Linked DNA regions of Homo sapiens: region 1 is linked to region 2. Evidence: read pairs that join two places in POLR2A ChIA-PET (ENCODE). Cell type or tissue: CD4-positive, alpha-beta T cell. All regions are shown on one strand. Links, peaks and the distances in the headings refer to the core of each region. The heading gives the core; the rest is flanking DNA.

Region 1 (8,117 bases), core at 1,902-6,901, 72 kb before region 2:
ATGTGGGGCATTTGGGAGGTGAATAGGTCATGAAGGTGAAGGCCTCATAAATGGAATTAGTGCTCTTATAAAAGAGGCCCCAGAGAGCTCATTTGACTCTTCTGTCATGTGAGAACACAGAGAACACCACCATGTATGAACTGGAAAGTGGGCCCTCACTAGACACTGAATCTGTTGGCATATTGATCTTGAGCTTCCTAGGCTTCAAAACTGGAAGAAATAAATTTCTGTTGTTTATAAGCCACCCAGTCTATAGAATTCTGTTATAGCAGTCCAAATGGACTAAGATGAACACTAACACTAATTGCCCATATTGCATGCCAGCTGTAAGAGAAAGCACCATTTGAGGAAACACAAAACTAAACACACATTAGAGTCCTTTTTACAACTCTGCTTTGTTGCTGTTTAATTCATGGTTCTCAACCTTGACTGCACATTGAAATACTGTGTGTTTCGAATGTTTCGAAAATACTGACAGCTATAAGTAGGTAAATCAATCAATCGAATTACCTAATTTTGAAAGTAAATAAATAAAAATACCAATTTGGGGTCTCACACCCAAATATTCTGATTTAATTAGTTCAGACGGCAGCCCAGACAGCAAAAGTTTTATAAGCTCTCCAGGTGATTCTAATATGCAGGCAGGATTGAGACCCACTTGCCCAAAAGCTACAGTCATGTGCCCCATAACGATGTTTTGCTCAATCACAGGACCACATGTACAGTGGTGGTCCTATAAGATTACAATGGAATTAAAAATTTCCTATTGCCTAGTGGCATTGTAGTCATAGTAACGTTGCAGCCCTAACACCATAATGCAATGCAATGCATTACTCATGTTTGTGACACTAGTGTTAACAAGCTATTGCTCTGCCAGTCATATAAAAGACTAGCAATACAACTATGTATAGAACATATACTTGATAATGACAATAAACAACTATGTTACTGGTTTAGATATTTACTATACCATACCTTTTATCATTATTTTCAAGCGGACTCCTTCTACTTATTAAAAAAAACAGTTAAGTGTAAAACAAGCTCAGGCAGGTCCTTCAGGAAGTATTCCAGAAGAAAAAATTGTTAGCGTAGGAGATGACAGCTTCGTGAATGTTACTGTCCCTAAAGACCTTCCAGAGGGGAACAAGATGTGGAGATGGAAGACCATGATACTGATGATCCTGACCCTGTGTAGGCCTAGGCTAATGTGTGTGTTTGGTCTTAGAGTCTAACAAAAAAGTCTCAAAACTGCGCTTGCTTTGGCAGCCCATGTACTAAAACTGGAGTGATACAGAGAATAGTAACATGGCTCCTGTGCAAGAATGACACACAAATTGTGATGCGTTCCATTAAAAAAAACTAAAAATAAGTAAAAATAATAAAAAGTAAAAGTTTTAAAGTAGATAAGCTTAGAGAATAAGGATATACATGATGAAAATATTTTTGTACAGCTGTACAATTTGTGTTTAAGTGTTATTACAAAACAGTAAAACAGGTAAAAAAATTTAAGGTTTATAAAGTGAAAAAATTATAGTAAGCTAAGGTTAATTAGTTATTGAAGAAAGAAAAAAATTATGTATTTTTTGAGATGGAGTCTTGCTCTGTCACCCAAACTGGAGTGCAATGATGCAATCATGGCTCATTGTAGCCTTGAACTCCTGGTCTCAAGTGGTCCTCCCACCTCAGCCTCTCAAGTTGCTGGGACTACAGGTGTGTGCCTCCACACACAGCTAATTTTTAAATTTTTTGTAGAGATGATGTATTGCCATGTTGCCCAAGCTGGTCTGAAACTCCTGAACTTAAGCGATCCATCCACCTCAGCCTCCCAAAGTGTTGGGATTACAGGAGTGAGCCACCATGTCCAGCCAAGAAAAAATATTTTTTATAAATGTAGTGTAGCCTAAGTGTACAGTGTTTGTAAAGTCTACAGTAGCATGGAGTGATGTCCTAGACCTTCACATTTACTCACCACCCACTCACTGACTCAACCAGAGCAACTTCTACTATTGCAAGCTCCATTCGTGGTAAGCGCCTTATACAGGTGTATAATTTTTTAAATCTTTTATACTGTATTTTTACTGTGCCTTTTCTATATTTAGATATGTTCGATACATAAATACTTACCATTGTGTTCCCATTGCCTACAGTATTCAACATAGCAACATGCTGTTCAGGTTCGTAGCCTAGGAGCAATAGGCCACACCATATAGCCTGGGTGTGTAGTAGGCTATACCACCTATGTTTGTGTAAGTGCACTCTGTGCTGTTCACACAACAAAATCACCTAATGACACATTTTTCAGAATGTACCCTCATCATTATGCAACACATGACTGTGCTTCTTAGACTCCAAACATACTTCCCCTGACTTGGTTCTAGGGAGTCAACATTGTCAATGTTACAACTTCGTCTTAGAATGGTTTAGTGCTCCCCCCCACCTTCTTCTTATACCCAGGATCATAAAGGCTTCTTCAAGGGCATTTTGTTGGGCACGGAGCTGACCACCTCCATGTGTTTCCTTCCCTTCAGGCCTTACAGAGCTTATTCTCATTATTCCACCTCTATTTGCAACGGAGCCTGAAACCTATCCTTATTTGCAGTTTGCCATTTAAAAATCATCCCTTCTGGCTTTACTTTTTGCCCTGTTCTTTCTGTGTCCAAACTGAAAGTCCGAAGTGAGAGAAACTCATGCTACAGAGTAACTCGCTGGGGTTTGGTGTCAAATCTTAAAACGCCCACTTTCCAATCAAGGGTGACTAAATTATGAAGTAGCACTGCCCCCACCCCCTCCTTTTTAGCTCTTCACAATGCTTGCTATCACCTATTTTATAATTAGCAGTAGATTAGCATGAAAAAGATCTTCCTTCCTGAATTAGGCACTGCAAATATATTTTCTAACTTTTGACCTAAATTGCAGTCTGATTTAAAGTTTTGTTTGTTTGTTTACCAGTTTTCTAGAGAAATAAGAAAAAAAAATAAAGTTTTGTTTGTTTGCTTGCTTGCTTGCTTTTTTTATTCACTCAACAAATCCTTAGCACATTTTGAACAAAGCAGCTTGAAAGCAGAGTTAGGCTATTTCTGTACACAAATAGAAGAGCAACTAAGCTTGTGTTTTCACCAGTGGTCTTTTGCAGAAGATAAGGGTCAATAGCTATGAGGGACCAAGGCTCAAGTTTCACTTAAGGGAAACTGGATTCACTTCTCCAAGTGATACTGAAAGCTTGTATTCCAGGGTTAAGATTTACCAAATCAGGGACTCTCTTGTTTTCAGGGATAGTGCAGATTCTACATATCGGGTTTTTAGGGTGCACATGATGAATAGTTTGGAAACGTTTCTGCACCAGTTTATCACTGGCAAGACAGAGGTACCACTTGCAGTCCTCTTCCTGAGAAGGTTCCTCCCACAAGGCATCCCACTTCCTTTTCAAATTTTACTTATTTTGCTCATCAGCAATAAAATGAAAATGTGTCTTTCGCTCTCTATAATCATCTCCCCAACTCAGCAACTTAAGGTGCCTCTGTCACTTTGATTTATTCAAATGATTTGAAATGTCAACTTATTGAAGATCTGTAGAGGACCATGGGTAATGTCACCCACTGCCCTGAAAAGCCAACGAATTTTAACTCTCTGAACGGATGTCAGACAAGGGCAAAGCTGAGCCCATGGAATCACTTTTTGCCATGCTTCTCAATGGAGCAATTCAAGGTGACTTCGTCATGCCCATTGAGGAAGCCACATCTGCCAGTTTGTATGGCATCATATTGGCAAAAAGGAAAAATGGTCACTGAGAGGAGACTTTTCCCCACAAGTATGATTTCTTAGAGAGCCATGGCATTATTTTGGTGCTTAATGAAGTGAAACCTTTTTATCCCAGCTACAGTCCGGCCTTACTGGATTGGCAACAGCCCCAGCAAACTGACAATTTAAATGAGGGTGCCACTGCTTGAGGACTTTATGTGAGGCCTCATTAATTAGTCTATGAGGATGGTCTAACACGGTGCTTGGCACAGAGGTAGATAGCACTCGTGGCATATTAACCATTGCTATGATTATGAAAAGTTCATTTCTAGAGAGTTCCACCAGTAGTTAAGAGGTAGGCTTAGGGATTTGACCTCTAACACACTGTGACTATTCCTGTCATTCTATCCTGCTGGTGGCTGGCCTGGTGCTCTAGGGTAGTCAAAACCATTTTAAGAAACCGCAGAGAAATGTTAAATTCTCCTGTTGTGCTGGAATTCAGTGAATGCCAATGGATCTTAAAATAATTGGGTCAGTGTCTGAGGCTTAGAAAGGCAAGAATTCTCTTTTGCCACATGGGATTTTGTGTGAATTTGGCATTAATATCAGACCTGTGCTATCTTGGCTTGCTTCTTTAGGAAGTAAGCTGGTGCTAACCCCTCAAGGAAAGGATAAAACACTTAGCAGAGCCTTGTTTGTTTCTCAGTAGGGAGTGGCACACTAGCTTAACATGTAGGAAGTTGGCAATAAAGTACTATGTATGACGGAGATCTGACCTCGTTCTTAGCTGAGGTTGGTATGGCTTCCTCTAGAGCATTTGCCAAGTGGCCTTTGTGGTTAAACAGCACACTGAACTTTCTCTTAACTCCTTTTAAAGTGAGGACAAAAGGATGGATATGCCTGGCTGCCGCCAATGAACATTACACAGTGCCTCCTCTGTGTTAGGTGTTGGAGGTGCCATGAGCAGCACAGTCCCAGTCCCAGTTCTCAAGTTCACAGTCTAGTCAGAGATACAAACAGTGATGCACTGGAGCCCATTGCTACTGATTCATGAGAGTTGATAGATGTTTAGAAATTTTTGCCAGTCAGTCGTTAAACACAAACTTATTAAAAATAAAATTCTATAAGCCTGCAATTAAAATACATTTCAAACAAAGGTAAGAAACACTCAAAATGTATCACTTCCTAATTATTTTACTGCCATTGCTTATTATATATGCTCTTGAGGTGATCTATAGCTATTGTAGCAGTCTGATGGAAATGCTGTATAATGCTGTACTACTGGGCATTTCTACCCAAATCAATGTGTAGCCTCACGTCGGTAGCTTGAAATTGGTCATGGTGGGAATATTTACACAGTGGAAATTGGCAATCACTATAAACTTGGAATGTTTTCTTTTTTCCTTTCATAAAATCAGTTATTAAACATTTATTAGCACACCTGGAGACATTCTAGCAAATAGATTACAGTAAATCCAGTGGGCCCCATGGCTGTGGGATTATAGCCCATGGTAGGAGAACATGGGAAAGTGTTGTGAAAGGCTTCACACAGGAGGCAGGTGCTTGAAGCAAAGCTCTGAAAGATAATTAGGAGTGAAGGCCCAGAGGCAAGATAGGGCAGAATTGATCGAATGAAAAAGATGTGGGTTTTGCTCTCAGGGGCTCTCAGTTAAAAGGAAACAGGAGAAAGGGAGTGAAGGGTCAAGTGCTCTGTGGGGTCTACTGGGACTGCTGTAGGGGCACAGAGGAGGGCACAGGGCTGGTGGGGGTAGAGTAAGGCTTCCTGGAGGAGGTGATGTGGCATCTTACCACGGAGATCAAAAGAGAACTAGGAGTAGCCACCGTTCCTGGAATGGAGGTAGAAAAGTAATGTCTTCTTATATATTAAAATATATTGCCAATACAATCAGCATAGAAGAGTAATCAATGTTTTAAAAATGTATTCTCAAGAAATGCTTCACTCTTGAGATTGTGCAATCCTTGAAATATTGCCTTGTGAGTGGGGATCTTAGTTTCTAGTGCAGCCTCCCACCTATCACGGGGCTTTGCTTATAATAGCCCTGGCTGAGGGCTTTGAAGTTCTGCCTGAATACTACAGGTGTTGGGGGAGAAGGGAATTGAGTGCATTTGTTAAATTCTGAACTAAATGGGAATAAAGACCTCATTTGGGGAGATAATTATTAAATCCTATATTCAGAAGTCTGGTGTTTGCTAAGCCCTTCAGTTTCATGGACAAAGCATAAACAATATTCCCTTTTCAACACCACAAATTAACTTTTCCAAGAAAAATTGGCTGTGAGATAAGGATAGATTATATTCTGGTATGTGTATGAGGAATGGGGACTTTGAACTGCTCTCAAGTCCCTAACTACAGAAAATCTAAGAAATGATGTTGTCTCACTTTGGTAAAATAACATCTGGGGAAAATACCTACTTTCTCTTTGCATTTAGTGCCTCATTAAAAAAAAAAACAAAAAAAAAAACAAAACTAAAGGTCAGATTAGCAACCTAAAAATGAAACTAGAATGGAGGTGAGGAAAGAAGTAGTGTAACATTTTACCCTGAGGCTGAGAAGAGGGAGCAGATCTAGTTGTGCAAGCACTCAGAGTCTGAAACGTAGGCCCTTAGTGTTACAAACAGGATGAATGCCTTGGCAAATAAACTCTTGAAAAGAAACCTGTGCTAAGATTTCCCAGAGACTCTGAGTTTTCTTTAATCCTTTACATCCTTCTTTTTGTTACAAAAATAAATTTATTTATTATTTATTTATTTATTTATTTGGACAGGGTCTTGCTCTGTCGCCCAGGTTGGAGTGCAGTGGTGAATCACAGCACACTGCAGCCTTGACCTCCAGGGCTTAAGCAATCCTCCCACCTCAGCCTCCTGAGTAGCTGAGACCACGGACACACACCACCATGCCTGGCTAATTTTGTCATTTTTTTGTAGAGACAGAGTTCTCTCCATGTTGCCCAAGCTGGTCTCAAACTCCTAGGCTCAAGAAATCCTCCCACCTCAGGCTCCCAAAGCGCTGGGATAACAGGCATGAGCCACTGCATCCGGCAAATTCTTCTTAACTTTCTTGTTTGCAAGAAATAGAAACCCATTCAGCTAGTTCAGATAAAGGATGGGTGGGAAAATGAAATTAATTCAGAAATATTAACTGACACTCACTATGTGCCGGGTTCTGAGCTAGGAGTCCCTGGTAAGCAGTGACTAAGATGGACACAGTCCCTGTCCTCACAGAGCGTACCATCTAGGAGGAAAAAAAGCACTAAACTAACAATTACACAGTTTGGGTGTTGTTGTTGTTGTTTCTGAGACAGGGTCTTGCTCTATTACCCAGTCTGAAGTGCAGTAGCGCAATCTTGGGTCATTGCAACCTCCGCCACTGGGGTTCAAGCAATCCTCTTGCCTCAGCCTCCTGAGTAGCTGGAATTACAGGCATGTGCCACCACACCACACTAATTTTTGTTTCTGTTTTGTTTTGTTTTTTAGTAAAGATGGGGTTTCACCATGTTGGCCAGGCTCGTCTCAAACTCCTGACTTGAAATGATCCGCCCACCTCAGTCTCCCAAAGTTCTGGGATTACAGGCATGAGCCACTACGCCCAGCCTATTTGTTATTTAATTATAAGCACGATGTGCACTCTGAGGGAAAGGAGTGAGGGGTCGTGAGAGCCCATGGAGCTCCAACCTAATAGGGCTGGATGAAAGGCCAGAGGAGGCTTCACTGGAGAAGTGATATTTGAGAAAACTCAGGAGCATACCTTTAGCTGGGATGAAGGAAGCATTATCTGGTACCCTTGCTTTTCTTTCTAATTCCCTTATCAGGCAATACGTTACAAAATCAGCATGAAATTTGATAAATTAAAACTCAGAAACAATGTAGAAAAAAAAGCCTCCCGATCTATTTTATACTCGCAGGCTCCTTCCACCAATATGCTCAATTATTTTCCCTGAACAGATGTTCCCAGACCTTTCACTCACCCAGGAGTTTATTTCTTGTTTATTCCTGACAAAATTGCTGTTTAGCATAAGATTTAAAATGTGTGCATTTACAGCGCTACATCCAGAATGCACCCCAGAAAGGAATTTTCACCATTAAATGTACAACTTAGTCAGGGTTATGATGACTAAAATGTTGTGGGAATGCTGATTATTTAAACATGACATTATTAAGTTTTAATTCATCTTTGTAAACAATTCTTTATTTTTATACTGCTGCAGAATTAATACCACTGTTGACTTGTGTTTCAGTCTTTACATATCGCATTCCCTGTGCTTTTCACAGGTCTACTGTGTTTCCACAGTTACTTCCCATCTGAGAAGCTGGAGAGGAGGCATTTGCCTTGACCCTCCACCCACCTACAGTCAGGCAAA
Region 2 (8,117 bases), core at 380-5,379:
GCCACTCACCTCCTTTTCTTGGACACACTAACGTTTTCCTGTTCTTTTAGAATGTGGCATCGCAAACCAATACAATAATGCGTGAAGTGACTTCAGCAGCAGATTATGGGAAAGACGGGGTGTTGTTAGAGAGAATTTTATATCACAAAGTTGGTGAACATGATGTTATGGCTTCTGCAAATTTAATACACACAAAAACATACATACATACAGGGATAGAGATACTATTTTCTGAGGCAAAGAGAGTACTCAGACCTTGCCTTAACTGTTGTTCTGGATACTAAATGGTCATCCGACTTCCATGAAGGTTTTATCTTCAGAATGACTGCAAGATATGTTGAGTAATAGTACCACGCTGTCTGTTAATTACAGAGAAATCTGAGGAAACAGTTTATGTAGATGCTGCCTAGAAGTCTTCAGGGAAATGATAATATTAACCAAACTGGTCATTTAGGTCATGCAATTTAACTCAACATTTATAGGGCACTTACAAAGTGCCCAATATCAGGCTCATAACTGGACAAAAAGAAACTTCCACACAGTCTCTGCCCTTAGAAGATTGACACATCTCATTAGGGAGCAGGGCTTTAACACAAGAAATAATTAAAGACAGATACAATAGTTCAGCCAGTTGCTTGACCAATTCAGAAACCATAAGAATCTTACTAAGTGTGCAGACTTTGGAGCCCACTAAAATCCCCAGTGTATGGAGTTGTTCCTAAAAGCAAGATTCACGGTATGTTTAATGAAGACCAGTGTTTTTAGCCTGTGTCAATCTATGCAAAATGGAATCGAGTATTGATCAACTGTTAGGAGAATGAGACCGATGGAAACAGCCAATTCAATTACTCAGATATTAGAAACCAACTTTTCCTTCAGTGGGAGAGATGTCAGACCATTTTATCTTTCCTTTTATATAATCTATTTTTGCACAGTCTCTATTACACAGTTGTAGAACTGGACCAGATAGTTTTGTGGGCAGTTTTTGCATTATTTTAGCCTGACAGTTTTTGGTTCCATTTCAGGTGATCAGAATCCTCAAATTGCGGCACATGTCATAAGTGAGGCCAGCAGTAAAACAACATCTGGTAAGTCACACAGCATCTGAGCGGTAGCCACCCAAGGGGAAAGGCTGGGATGCCGAAGTCATGTTACCTAATGGTTAAACTCCTCTTTTCCCCTGGGACCCAATTTACAAACCTACCCCTACACTTCTCCTATTCCCTTCTTTGTCTTCAAAGTGAGTTCAAATGCACAGATGGGACTTAGAGGGACAAAAGGAGGTGGAATGCAATCTGGATGTTCTCATTATGTTCTTGCTCAATGGCTGATTCTAAATGATGAATTACTGGGTGGAGGGACCATTGTTCTGACAACATAGAAGAAATGGCATGTAGTGACCTCCTGACTGGGAGCATCCCTCCTCCTAACCCATCTTCACTGTGTGGAAATGGGCCTCATGGGGTATTTCCTGCCATCTGTCAATCCCTGTATGATTAAGCTCAGCCTCACTGAGGCCAACCTCAGGGAAAGTAAAGGTAAAATCATTCTGTAAAGATCAATAGGTCCCAAGACGTTACATTTTCCAATGAAGTAACAACAGACGACATATTGTGATCTTTTCAACTCTGAACGATTTTATTTCCATATACGTTCTGCCACCATTCTAGCCTTTAGATATTTTTTCCCAAATGTGCATCTTGCGATAACTGGTGCCAAAGAATATGTCGTATCTGATAAATGGATGGAAACATGCACGCTAACATAAAGTCTCCCATCAACATAAAGGCAAGAGCGTCAGAGGAGTCTTTGAAAAATTCTACAGAGTGCTCCGGAATGGAGTTCTAAGCAGTGCATGTGTGTGTGCATATGTGTATGTGTGTGACAGGGAGAGAAAGAGAGATGGACAGAGAGAGAAAAAAGACACTGCTTCATCTCTGAAGTGGCTTGGGCTTCTCAGTAGGCGTAACACATGGACAGTTATCATTATCATGGATCATGGTACCAAAGTAAGAGCACTGAATAGGGAGTTTTTGAACACTGGGATTCAAGGACCATGACCACTGCTTGCTGGGTGACCTTGAGCAAGACCCTTTACCTATGCAGCAGTTTTCTACTTCACCTACTTTACAGGGTGGCTTTGAGCATCAAATCAGCTAATGTGGCCGAAAGTGATGCTGTCGAGTGCTGTACAACCGTAAGGTGACACTACTTAGTTTACTTCACCATGGCTTAGATGTCAAAAGGGTGACATAAAGCCCCTCACTAATACCAGTTAGTTACACAATATTTAATAATTTTGTCAAGTACCCCTTCTCTCTTCTGGATCAGATGACAACAACAGAGAAATCTCCTAGAAGAATAGCTTCCCACTGGTCTTTTTTTGCCTGTATCTAAACCCTTGATCTTGGATATATTTCATAGAGCTCAGATTCTCCCAAAAGGCTTGTAATGGATATCAGTCCTACAATATCTTACAGTCTGCATCACAATAGGTTTCCAGGGGATCAGATGGGAAGACAGTAACATTCCACCCCCACCCCAGTCCCAAACCTCTTCTTCCTACCTAGCCATGCTGCTAAAATCTTGCCCTACATCCCACAGCAAGTACTAAAATTAGGTAAGGACGTACCAAAGTAAACTTACTGAACTAAAAGATTGAGAACCTGCCCTTTTTTTCTCAATAAAATGGTTCAAAAGGGCAAACATTCTAATGAAGCATTGTTTCTGGAGTGGTCTGGAGGGCCCGGATCTGTCAGGCATTTCAGGATGCCTCCCTATTAGTAAAGGGCGAGTCTTACCAGGTGGGATCTTGTGCCCTGATAGACCTAAGACTATCGAATAGGAATTATTTTTTAAAAAGCTCAAGGAAGCAAACACATCAGTACTTTCACTTTTCCTCAACCCTCACCCCCATCAGTCAGTCTAGCTTTCTGTGGGAGCTGAGATTTCAAGTCGGGTGCACACACTACTTTGAACCCACTCAACATCTCAGCCGAGAAAATGGCACACTGTTGGTGGGTACTCTGGCTTAGCCACAAGAATACTGGTACTTTCAAGTTGGTGGCGCCCACTACAATGGGAGATCAAAACATACCGTGAAATGAGCACACAGTTTATTTTCATACTTCCTTGCCTAATTTTAGTCCTTGCTGGGGGAGGCAGATCAGGTTTGCAACAGCATGATCAGGTAGGAAGAAATGGGGTCTTTTCTCTGTGCTGAGGCTGAGCTAGGTAGACTGACAACTCTCTGACTTTGTAAAATTCAAGGCAAGCAAGGTATTCATGGTAATATTAGCAAAAATTTGGTCCGAGTAATTTGGTATGTATAATTTATGATGTCAAATTTTGAAATCATTTGTGCCTTCTTAAGTTCAAGGCAAATTGGCTATAAGAACTCTAACGAGAGAAAGAAACTCACTGTGATCTCTTACTTTATTTAATCTTCACAAGTCTCTGAAATATGCTCCAATATGAGCCCCGTGTTGCAGATGAGGAACTGAAGCTCATGGAGATTTAGAGACTTGCCCAAGCTTAAATAGAGCCTAGATTGGAACATGGCTCTGTCTGACTCTGAAGCCCATGGAAGGGGCCTTGAGAATCCATCCCTATACAAAGCCAATATCCAACATTAAACTATATTTTTTGTCAGAATGTGAACCATGCTCTGCTTCACCTCACCACAAACTTTCCCTTTCTTTGTAACAGTGTTACAGTGGGCTGAAAAAGGATACTACACCATGAGCAACAACTTGGTAACCCTGGAAAATGGGAAACAGCTGACCGTTAAAAGACAAGGACTCTATTATATCTATGCCCAAGTCACCTTCTGTTCCAATCGGGAAGCTTCGAGTCAAGCTCCATTTATAGCCAGCCTCTGCCTAAAGTCCCCCGGTAGATTCGAGAGAATCTTACTCAGAGCTGCAAATACCCACAGTTCCGCCAAACCTTGCGGGCAACAATCCATTCACTTGGGAGGAGTATTTGAATTGCAACCAGGTGCTTCGGTGTTTGTCAATGTGACTGATCCAAGCCAAGTGAGCCATGGCACTGGCTTCACGTCCTTTGGCTTACTCAAACTCTGAACAGTGTCACCTTGCAGGCTGTGGTGGAGCTGACGCTGGGAGTCTTCATAATACAGCACAGCGGTTAAGCCCACCCCCTGTTAACTGCCTATTTATAACCCTAGGATCCTCCTTATGGAGAACTATTTATTATACACTCCAAGGCATGTAGAACTGTAATAAGTGAATTACAGGTCACATGAAACCAAAACGGGCCCTGCTCCATAAGAGCTTATATATCTGAAGCAGCAACCCCACTGATGCAGACATCCAGAGAGTCCTATGAAAAGACAAGGCCATTATGCACAGGTTGAATTCTGAGTAAACAGCAGATAACTTGCCAAGTTCAGTTTTGTTTCTTTGCGTGCAGTGTCTTTCCATGGATAATGCATTTGATTTATCAGTGAAGATGCAGAAGGGAAATGGGGAGCCTCAGCTCACATTCAGTTATGGTTGACTCTGGGTTCCTATGGCCTTGTTGGAGGGGGCCAGGCTCTAGAACGTCTAACACAGTGGAGAACCGAAACCCCCCCCCCCCCCCCGCCACCCTCTCGGACAGTTATTCATTCTCTTTCAATCTCTCTCTCTCCATCTCTCTCTTTCAGTCTCTCTCTCTCAACCTCTTTCTTCCAATCTCTCTTTCTCAATCTCTCTGTTTCCCTTTGTCAGTCTCTTCCCTCCCCCAGTCTCTCTTCTCAATCCCCCTTTCTAACACACACACACACACACACACACACACACACACACACACACACACACACACAGAGTCAGGCCGTTGCTAGTCAGTTCTCTTCTTTCCACCCTGTCCCTATCTCTACCACTATAGATGAGGGTGAGGAGTAGGGAGTGCAGCCCTGAGCCTGCCCACTCCTCATTACGAAATGACTGTATTTAAAGGAAATCTATTGTATCTACCTGCAGTCTCCATTGTTTCCAGAGTGAACTTGTAATTATCTTGTTATTTATTTTTTGAATAATAAAGACCTCTTAACATTATCGTTGTTGTTTGAGTACCTAAAGCTCCCAGCCAGGTTGGGGAAAGAGGAAGCATTTGGAGGGAATTTTCCCAACCTTTGTGATGTTTTCATAAACTTTGTTCTCAAGCTACTTACATTATAAAATATCTTGGTGGCAGCACACTTTCTGGAAGTCTGTGACAGCCTTTGATCGATGATGTGCTAGCCTATTCAGTGAAAAGCAATCTAGGTCTTTATTTCCAGCTTCTTCTGAAAAAGTTGCAGGAGATTGAAAGAACTTTTTTTTATTAATCACAGCCAAGTGAGGCTGGAGAGGGTCCTTAAATAAGGAGCAGTGGCATAGCTTATTAATAGCTGTCTAGGTGGTTCCACTTAGGCAAGAGGAAATGGAGCTGAGAAAACCTGAGGGGAAGTATTGGCCCCCCAGTCTTCCACTGAAGTCAATGGAGCCATTTCTTGTCACCTCCAACAGAGGAATTTTTCATGTAAGAAACCCAGAGTGGTGTGTTCATCTTTACCGGGTAAGTCCTACATGCTCACTGTTGGTTATCTCCCTGGGCTCATGGTTTTAACTTAGCAGCATCTTCAAGCCACTAATGCCATGCCTTTTGTTCTCAACTGTCTCCTAGAATTTGCCTGCATCTCCAAAGGGTGGGCCTAGTTCCTCAAACCCAGTACATTCCAACCGAACTCTTAACTTTTCCCCCCACACAATGGGATCTGTGTTCAATGTTTCCCAGTCCAATGAATGGTGTCTTTATCTACCCAGTTTTTCAAGTCAGAAACCTGGCTTGACTTCACTCTCATCACCCCCATGTTCAATCCCTCCAGCCTATGCTCATCAACCCTATCTCTTAAGTAGTCCTTAATCTACTTCTTTCTATCTCTACTATTTCTATCCTAGTCCCAACTGTCACCATCTCTCTTCTGGAATAGTACAACAGCCTCCTAGATTCCCTGCCTCCACTCTTGCTCCCTTCCATCAATTCTCCATGCACAGCCAGTCCCCTGCTTCTTATGAACCTTGGAATAAAGACCAAAATAATCAATTTCATCTCCTGCTGCCACCTCTCTCGGTCTCTTAAGTTCTAGCCCTCAGTTCCTCTAAGCAAGGTTACAAATGCTTTCCTACCTTAGGGCCCTGGAATGCTGTTTTCTCTTCTTGCAAGACCCATTTCTCTCCCTCACTGCACCCTGCACTTAGCAAGTGCTTCACAGCACTTATCATGGTTGAAGTTTTCCCTACTATGCTGTGAGCTTCTTGAGGACCAAGACCTTGTCCCATTCACCATGATAACTTCAGCGTCTACCACAGGACCTAGCATTGAATTGGCCCTTTATTTGGTGCATGAAGGAATAAATGAATGAATAAATACAGCTGCTTATAACTCAATAGCCCAGAAAATAATTCTGTGTGTTGGCTGAGGCAAAAATTTGCTACACTGAAAGGATCCTCATTAGGTCAAAAATATCTGGATGATAAAAATGCACTCATGGAGTAAAAAATGACTGAGAATTATGCTGTAGCTAAAAACAGATAATATGTTTTTATTATACATTTCATGATAATTTGCAAAATAATATATGTTTGTTCCAAACTTCAATTGAACATTTTCAGCATTTTCCTATAAATGAAAAAGACTCGAGTACATTTCTGATGTACCTGTAATAGTCTGATCATAAATTATCTAACTTAGTTCCATTTTTATAATCATGTCACTTCTGCCTTCTATCTAAGGGGGAGGGTGGGAATGTTTGAAATACCAAATAATTATTTCTAGATAAAGAGAAAATAAACAAGGATAAAATATTACTGCCTCTGTTATTTGATGGTTAGCAAATGACCACAAAACGCAAACAGTGTGCTCTAGCAAGCTGTCAGAACAGGGGTGCCCCCACTTAAACGGAAATGACATGTAAACTTTTGGGCTTCAGGAGAGAATACATTCTGTGCTACATTCAACTATTTTCACAGGGCCCAATGCCACTGTGTTGGGAACTGCACTGCTTTAGACTTTTAAAGTAGTCTGAAGTACTTTGAGACACAGAAACATGGAACTAAGTATGATTTTTATGTTATTTTTCTCTGTGAATCACATCCCCACTAAAACAAAACAAAACCAGAAATGCTCATTGTAGTGTAGTAGTTAAATCTCGAGTCAGACAGATACAGTCTTAATCTAGGCTCCACTATTAACCAGCTTTATAAGTACAGGCAAGTCATTTCACCTCCTCTAGTCCTCTGTGTCTTCATCTGTAAAGTGGGAATAAAAAGAAGACATGCTGGGCCAGGCATGGTGGCTCACGCCTGTAATCCCAGCAGTTTGGGAGGCTGAGGCAGGTGGATCACTTGAGGTCAGGAGTTCGAGACTAGCCTGGCCAACACAGCAAAACGCTGTCTCTACTAAAAACACAAAAATTAGCCCAGCATGGTGGTGTGTGCCTGTAATCTCAGCTACGTGGGAGGCTAAGGCAGCAGAATCACTTGTACCCAGGAGGGGGAGGTTGCAGTAAGCCAAGATGGTGCCTGTGCACTCCAGCCTGGGCGACAGAAGCAAGACTGCATCTCAAAAAAAAAAAAAAAAAGTTTATAAAGATTCAGTGAGATTGTCCACAGAAAGTCCCCAGCAGAATCTGCTCTCTGGAGAAGATCATCATGTAAGAAGCACTAAGGTGGGTCTCTACATGGTCCCCAGCACACCTGTCTGCATTCAGTGGTGCAAGTGGACAGGGTGCCATCTTAAATGGTTGAAACTTCTGAGACCAAGGAGAATGCCTGGCAACCCAGGTACACATGAGAGCCTATGCTCATGTACTAGACCAAAGACCACACCCAATGTGAAGCAAAGTGAAACCAAAAAAAAGAAAGAAAGAAAAAGCAAACATTACAGTAGACCTGTGGATAGCAAAGACCCTTTTTTTATGGTATAGTTTTATTGTCAAAAACTGCTAAGCGCTGGGGGCTTGGAGTTGCCAAATTTTTCAGTAGGTTTGAGAAGATTACATATATATATATTATATATATATATTATATATATTATATATATATTATATATATTATATATATATATTATAT

What was found. ChIA-PET counts read pairs that join two places held together with the same protein. Peaks named below come from ENCODE experiments on the same cell type or tissue, not always from the same donor. Only the 100,000 strongest peaks of a DNase experiment are listed, where the experiment ranks them.
Region 1: POLR2A ChIA-PET joins it to region 2 with 6 read pairs; 6 of 35 experiments call an interaction of 5 or more read pairs at or near these places.

What each region holds. Positions count from the first base shown.
Region 1 is chrX:136,581,990-136,590,106 of GRCh38, forward strand. It overlaps the pseudogene RNU6-320P. Among named protein-coding and RNA genes, the nearest start is that of MIR934, 35 kb to the left of the region's middle. RefSeq lists enhancers at 4,414-4,543, 4,634-4,703, 6,146-6,205. In CD4-positive, alpha-beta T cell, for the core only: no CTCF peak of the experiment used is centred there; DNase peaks (open chromatin) are centred at 4,552 and 6,242; H3K27ac peaks cover 4,450 bases.
Region 2 is chrX:136,655,331-136,663,447 of GRCh38, forward strand. CD40LG (CD40 ligand) reads left to right here. Exons shown (of 5, transcript NM_000074.3): 4 at 1,026-1,088; 5 at 3,709-5,060. The coding sequence ends at 4,085. Among named protein-coding and RNA genes, the nearest start is that of CD40LG, 11 kb to the left of the region's middle. RefSeq lists a silencer at 2,977-3,026. In CD4-positive, alpha-beta T cell, for the core only: no CTCF peak of the experiment used is centred there; DNase peaks (open chromatin) are centred at 3,001 and 3,991; H3K4me3 peaks cover 4,615 bases; H3K27ac peaks cover 4,183 bases.